2 separate regions of the Homo sapiens genome follow, and region 2 is linked to region 1. The links are chromatin contacts, found by Hi-C or POLR2A ChIA-PET in ENCODE. All regions are on one chromosome and are shown on one strand. Each heading gives the region's core, a stretch centred on a gene start or an enhancer-like site at or near the end of the contact. The rest is flanking DNA. Distances are from core to core; before and after follow the strand shown. Region 1 holds the start of PPP1R3C (protein phosphatase 1 regulatory subunit 3C). Region 2 has its middle 25 kb from the start of FGFBP3-AS1.

Region 1 (3,387 bases), core at 591-3,090:
TTTCGAGATAGAGTCTCGCTCTGTTGCCCAGGCTGGAGTGCAGTGGTGCAATCTCAGCTCACTGCAACCTCCGCCTCCCGGGTTCAAGCGATTCTCCTGCCTCAGCCTCCAGAGTAGCTGAGAGTACAGGTGTGCACCACCATGCCCGGCTAATTTTTGTATTTTTAGTAGAGATAGGGTTTCACCATGTTGGCCAGGCTGGTCTTGAACTCCTGGCCTCAAGTGATCCACTGGGCAGATTTCCTGACCATTCAGTGTCTCCGTTTTCTTTTCTCTAAAATGGGATTAATAATTGGACATATCACATAGGGTTGTTGTGAGGATTGAATTGATAGCACATAGTGTTTGGCACAGAGTAAAGGCTCAACAAGCAGCAGCTATTCTCAATATTTTAGCTCAGGCACCAGGCGCCTTGAGGTGATAGAGTAAAAACTCTAGCTGAGAGATCAAGTAGAAACTTGGGAACTAGCCCGGGTGGAACACAGGCACTGGGCATCGTGCTGAGTCTGTTCATTGGCACCATCTTACTTCATCTTCAGAACGTTACTATCTCTGTTTTACACATGAGGAAACTGAGGTTAGAACTTGCCTAGATTCGTGTAGCTAGTAAGTGTCAATCCAAAGACCTTCCAGCTAGTTTTGGTTGAGCTAAAGGGGCTAGAAGACCTGCCATTAGTTAGATATTTCATTTCAAAAATAAAACCCAGGCATGAAGTCCCTTTCCCAGTGATATTCAGTGTGATTTTTTTCTTCACTCTAATAATTTTAACAATTCCACTGTTTGACAGTTGTTTAAAAGACATAGGAATTTTTGTATATTTTAATTGACTAATGGATAGCTCAATTAGGGGAGCAAAACTAGGATGTGGGTTTTATAAAAATAATTTAGACTTGACTTAGACATTTAATTTTACAGTTGTAAATGATGGTCTAAAAATTCTTCAAACTAATCAAAATAATGAAACTTCAGCGAAAGTGAGTGGCTCAGAAGGCCCATGAAACATACGGCGTGATTTTTTAAATTTTATTTTAACATTTTGATTTCCACACCACTGCCAAAGGACGTCAGAATTGAGTAAGGGGTTTGGGTTGACTGCTGCCTCTTGACCGGCTGTATGTGTGAAAAGGGTCATTTCACTTCCGGCTTTAGTGTTCCCCGCAGGGGAGAAAATTGAAGAATAGACAGAAATACGAAGTGTCTTTTAATTAAATGCCACCTTGGTGTTTTATGGGGCTCGTATGCTTTCCTAACAACATTTGTTAGATAAGTTGGTAATTCCCGGCAGCTGTCTACTGTGTGGTGCATCTGTGAACTCATACTAATCGAAAAGCATGCAGCCAGTTTGGGATCGCGCAGGCTAAGGTGAGGGAGAAATGCGGATACACCGGGTAATGAACGATATAAACATTTCAAATGCGATACACATTCGGTTTGAGCCACATCTTCTGTGTGCAGATTCACCCGCAGTGACCCACAAAGCTATTCCCAAGTAACAGCCGCCCCAAGCCTGAGGCACTGGCGCCCCGCCTGGGCGAGGCTGGCTGCGCTCTCTCTTGGCCGGCGCCCGCTGCATGCGGTACGTGCCTGCCCGGCCCCTAGCCCAGGGTTCCCGTTACGCGGCTGGTTCCAGCTGGCCGCGGAGTCCCAGAACCTCCCCGCGATGCCCAGATAGCTCTCTGCACGTCTCGCCCCGGGGCGATCACGTTGCCGGGGCGAGGGCTGGCGCCCCAGCTGGGCGCTGGTTGGTCGCGCCCTGGGGCTCGAGGCCCGGCGATTGGTCCCAGGGATCGGGTCACGTGCTTGGGAGCAGATAAGCGGCCTCTAGGCGCCGGGCCCTCAGTCTCTCCCAGCGACCGCCGCGGGGGCAAGGCCTGGAGCTGTGGTTCGAATTTGTGCAGGCAGCGGGTGCTGGCTTTTAGGGTCCGCCGCCTCTCTGCCTAATGAGCTGCACCAGGTAGGTTCGCTGCAACTCTGCGCGCTAGGAACACAGGGGAACGCGCAGCTGTGGGGAAGTTGGGGGGCGTTTCAGTTCTATCATCTCTGGAAATGGACACCCCAGGGGGAGGACAAGTGGACTGACTGCGTAGTTGAATCTGGCAACCGAGAGGCCTTGGAGGTGTAGAAATTTGGCTCTATTTCTTAAGCAGAGCCTATTTTAGTAATCAGCATCTTAAAGCAGAAATTATCTTAACGTGAATCAGCTTGAGTTAGGATTTTCTCATGGATGCGGCTGTTCTTTTGGTCCTGCACAAATGTCCCAAAGACTCGGGCAGCTGAAGTGGTGAGAACAGCACTCTGACATTGCTGGTTAGGTGGTTTAGCTTGGAGGAAAAAAATTACAGGACGACGTTTGCATTCATTCGTCCTTCTTATCACAGTTTGCCATAGCAAAATCTCAAGAGTTTGAGCAAACGATTACTTTTAACTCTTGTCCAGGACTTAAAGTTCCAAGGAAATCACCCAAACTAAAACTGTCTTTCTATAAATGCAAAAAGTAAAAAAAAAAAAACAAAAAAACCAAAAAAAACCTCCCATAAAACTACTTTAAATAGCTTCTCCAGACATAGCTTAGCAGAAGACTTCTCTAAAAATCCTGCCTATTAACTATTATTAGACCCACAAATATAGCTTTAGCTTTCATTTGTTTGTTCTAAGTTTGCAGATCTCCCAGAAAAACCCCAGAGCTAACACAGTAAATTCTGCGAGTGTTATTACACACTTTTGTGATAATGACCACTTGCATACATGTTTAGAGCTGCTGTGAGGAGAGTTACTAAAGCCAGACTGAGAAATGTCGTGTACAGTATACACACACCTCTTACTTGTAAGGCTAAGATAGGGAAAAAAATCTTAATACCATAAGCTTGGAAATATATGATGAGGGCTAAAGGTCAGAGAAAAGTCTTCTTTATAGATGCTTCTTGGTTTAATATTGCTGAGCATAGTCATGTTTAAAACTTTAAATGGTTTTATTGTCTTTCTACTTATAAATGTCTATTAGAAAATGCCAAAAAAGAACAAAAACGAAAATAGATAATCTATAATCCTATCACCCAGAAATAATAATTATTAAATTATTAGGAAAGGTGTATTTCCTATAGAGTTTTTCAATATTTATAAGTTTGTATATATAAAATGTATATTTTAAAACACTCCAACTTTCAGGTAATCAGTTTTTCCACTTAAATGTGGACTTGTCATGGGCATCTCTTTAGGTGAATTATCAATTATATAGTTTTTAAGTGCATATGAATTGTTGGCTTGTATTTCAGTGGTTATTTGTGAAAAATAAGAGCATGATAATCAAAGTGCAAAGATGATTCTTTGACTTCTTCTCTAGCCTTCTCACTCTCAAAACTGTTGCATGTTATTTTTTTTTTTTCAAG
Region 2 (3,753 bases), core at 6-2,505, 250 kb before region 1:
CCAGCAGGCATGGTGCAGGTGCTAGGATATAATTGTTCTTTGATTCGTCCTTCTGCTTCTCACTGCCCTGCCTCTAGTAAGCACTCAGGAATGTTTACTGATACTGGAACAAAAGCTAATAAAAATTTAGATGTATCCAAAAACCAGTCCTTCCTCAAGAATGTCTTTTAGCACTCACTGTTGATGAGTTAGGGTCTAAAATGTATAATGGCAGGCTCTCACAGAAGGACATAAAATCCAGCATTTTGGCAGCTAGGGGAAAAAAATCCCTCTTCTCTCAATTCCTGTTCTCCATCTTCAGTCATTGCTATAATTGTAACTTCACAGGCAACCATCCAAGCAATTTTGTTTCTATCTTCAAATGGCTTCCCCCTCTTTATTAAAAAAAAGCGCAAGGCCTGCCAAAATTCAGAGTATTTTAATTATGAAAGGTCAAGAACAGCCTAAACAAGAGGCCACAAAAGAAAGAATATTCCTGCTGGTGAAGGGAGACAAGGTATGGGGGCTGGAAGCAAGGGCCCTCCCTCTACCCGGGGGCCACATTTTATGCCTGCTGCTCTCAGAGAGCAGGATTTGCCCATCACTGTCTCCTGGCTAAGCACACTTTGACATTCTGCTCTGTAATGTACCTTGGCATGAAATGGCCTCTGGCAATTTATCTCCTGCTTTAAATGGTAATTTCAAGCCTACAGGGTCTTTAAATGGGAAACGGGAAAGAAAACCTCTTTTAATCCAGGCTGAGGCAGCCTGCATTTTCATTAGCTCACAGACCACAGGGTAGGAACTCCTTTTCTAGGAGAAGACGGGTCTCTGACATTCTAAGAGATCTATTGAAGCTCAGACTAAGAACATGATGTCACACCACTCAAGCAGCGCCCCAGGGAGCAACATCCCCACGTTGGCTCTATCTTATTATATTCACCTCTAGGGACCTTTACATCTCTCCGTAGGAAAGCAGGAAGGGAAATGCAAAATGGATTCTGTCTTATTGGTCCTCCCCTGAAGCACTAGGTCCAACTGTGACCCCATGGGATTAGCAGGGGGAGTTTTGTGACTTAGATTCAAGCCACAAAAGCTCTCTCAAATGCCGGAGACTCCACGGGGACCAGGCAGGGAACGGGGTGTGGCCGGAGAGGACTTTTTTCATTAGTCCTGGATCACACACAGGCGGTAAGGTGTCTGTGCCTCTGAAGCCAACCCGTAATGCATGATCAGCACAAAGCCCTGAGCAGTGGAAGCTGACCTAACATGACGCAAAGCCTGTTGACAAGGAAGCAGAGCGTGTTTCGTGGAATGTAAGTGTGGGTTTTGAAGCAGGCTGTCCAAGTCTCGCTAGGAGCTGTCGCCGAGCCCTGAAAATCAGTCAGGCTTTTCCAAATATCTTTCCTCTTGGGCACAGTGAGGTCACGCCTCCTCACATTTATATGCCGTTTCTAGTCTGCCAAATGTTTTCACAGACATTACCTCATCTGAGCCTCTTAGCCCCTCTTCCAGTCGCCAGGGCATATGTGATTATTCTCCCTCTTTTAGCAGCATGGGAAACTGAGGCTCAGAGGGAGTAAATGACATGGGGGGAAAGAGCTGCCCTCTTGAGCCCAGAGCTGACTCTAAAGTGCTTTCTATCCACTGGAATTCTTCAAGTCTGGGCTGAATGTTACTTGTATCTGAACCACCAAGGAAGTTCAGGAAAAATATAGATTTCTGGGCCCCACTCTGACCTTCTGAAACTGACCCTCTGGGCAACACTCAGGAACCTTTTTTTTTTTAGAGATAGGGTCTCACTCTGCCACTTGGGCAGGAATGCAGTGGCAGGATCATAGCTCACTGCAGTCTTGAACTCCTGGCCTAAAGCAACACTCCGGCCTTAGCCTCCCGAGTAGCTGGGACTAAAGGAGCAGGCCACTGCCCCCGGCTTATTAAAAAAATATATATATATATATATTTTGTGGTACAGATGGAGTTTCACTAGTTGCCCTGGCTGCAGAAGACTATTTTTAACCTGAAGATTCCCCAGCCGATTCTGGTAAGAATCACTTTTGGTAACTAAAATATATAAGTCAACTTTATATATAAGCCAAAAGCCAGCCTCATGCTTAAGGGAAGAACACTAGAAACATTTCTTTAAAGTCAAGAACCAGATAAGACTGCCCACCATCACTATTTAACATTGTTCTGCAAATAGTAGCTGATGTTATTAGTCAAGAGAAAAAAAAAGTTTAAAAAATTTAAAGGATAAAGTAAAATTATTTTTACTTCCAATTCAGATATTATCTGAACCCAAGAAAATCAACTGAAAAACCATCTCAAACAATAAAAAAATTCAGTAAGATGGGTGCACATAAAATTAATAAATAAAAATTAATAGCTTTCCTATTTATACATAAAAAGCAGTTATAAGATGTAATGGAAGAAAATATTCCATTTATATAATAACAAAAAATATATACCTAAGAATAAATGTAACAATGAGAAGAATTGTTACTTAGAGACACTATTATTATTATTATTATTATTTTGAGACAGGATCTCACTCTGTTGCCCAGGCTGGAGTACAGTGGTGAGATCTCGGCTCATTGCAACCTCCACCTCCTGGGCTCAAGCAATCCTCTCACCTCAGCCTCCTCAGTAGCTGGGACTATAGGTGCATGCCACTACACTTGGTTAATTTTTGTTTAAAAATTTTTTGTAGAGACCAGGTCTCACTGTGTTCCCCAGTCTGCTTATATACTATTCTTGTACAGAAAGATTCAATAATATAACTTAATTTCTTCCTAAATTAATATACAAAATTTTCATGACCTAATAACATGTCAACCTATTTGAGGGATGAAGTGTGAAATTTTACAAACTGATTCTAAAGCCACTATGGAAAAATACATGTGTAAGGATTCTTTTTTTTGTTTGTTTTTTTTTTGAGACAGAGTCTCACTTTGTTGCCTAGGCTGGAGTGCAGTGGCACAATCTCAGCTCACTGCAACCTCTGCCTCCCAGGTTCAAGTGATTCTTCTGCCTCAGCCTCCGGAGTAGCTGGGACTACAGGCGCTCTACCCATCAATGTGATGGTATTTGGAGATGGGGCCTTTAGGAGGTAATTAGATTTAGATAAAGTCATAAGGGTGGGGCCCTCATGATGGGATTAGTGACCTTGAAAACAAGACAACAAGTTTAAGATCAGGGTGCCAGCATGACCGAGGTCTGGTGAGGACTTTTTCCTGGCTTGCAGACAACTGCTTCTCACTGTGCCCCTTGACATAGACGAGGAATTAATTTTTCTTTCTTTCAATCATGAGGGGTGGACCCCCCTCACAACATGTTAGGGCATAGTGAGAAGGCAGCTGTCTGCAAGCGGGAAAGAGGATCCAGAGTGATCCTGTTGAAGCTTAAGTCAAACCATGCCACTGCTTTTGCTCACAACCCTGCAGTGGCTCCCCATTTCACTTAGAGTAAAAAGCTAAAGTGCTAAAAATGCCTAGCTTGATCCTGGGTGACCCACCTTTGCATCTGTGACACGATTTCCCACTCTATCCCACTCCAGCCTTCTCCAAGCACACAGGCAGGATCCCCTGAGGGCTTCTGCAGTTGCTGTTCTGTGCGTAGAATGCTTTTCCCCCAACACTCCCCACGGCCTACTCCTCCACTTCCTTTACAGTTGTTCAGATGCCACCTTCTCAGTGAGGCCTTCCAAACCACCTCATGTTAAATTCCGCTGCACCAGCCCCTTCTCTCACAGCTCACTCCCAATCCTCCCCACCC

Evidence for each region. A loop is a pair of places that touch in the nucleus more often than their neighbours do. ChIA-PET counts read pairs that join two places held with the same protein, here RNA polymerase II (POLR2A). Pooled maps may share reads with other maps.
Region 2: a loop to region 1 is called in a pooled map, with 2.0 times the contacts of the local background. The contact joins the enhancer-like site here to the promoter of PPP1R3C in region 1. A Hi-C loop is called at or near these places in 1 of 50 pooled maps. POLR2A ChIA-PET finds 5 or more read pairs at or near these places in 3 of 52 experiments (AG04449, AG04450 and WTC11).

Annotation. Positions count from the first base shown.
Region 1 is chr10:91,631,524-91,634,910 of GRCh38, reverse strand. PPP1R3C (protein phosphatase 1 regulatory subunit 3C) reads left to right here and starts at 1,840. Exons shown (of 2, transcript NM_005398.7): 1 at 1,840-1,955. The coding sequence starts at 1,942. RefSeq lists enhancers at 1,208-1,707, 1,708-2,209 and a silencer at 1,734-1,873.
Region 2 is chr10:91,881,298-91,885,050 of GRCh38, reverse strand. No RefSeq gene overlaps it. Among named protein-coding and RNA genes, the nearest start is that of FGFBP3-AS1, 25 kb to the left of the region's middle. RefSeq lists enhancers at 2,938-3,437, 3,438-3,753. Within about 2 kb of position 1,255, at least 9 of the 41 ENCODE cell types and tissues checked have a DNase peak (open chromatin) inside an H3K27ac peak, as active enhancers do.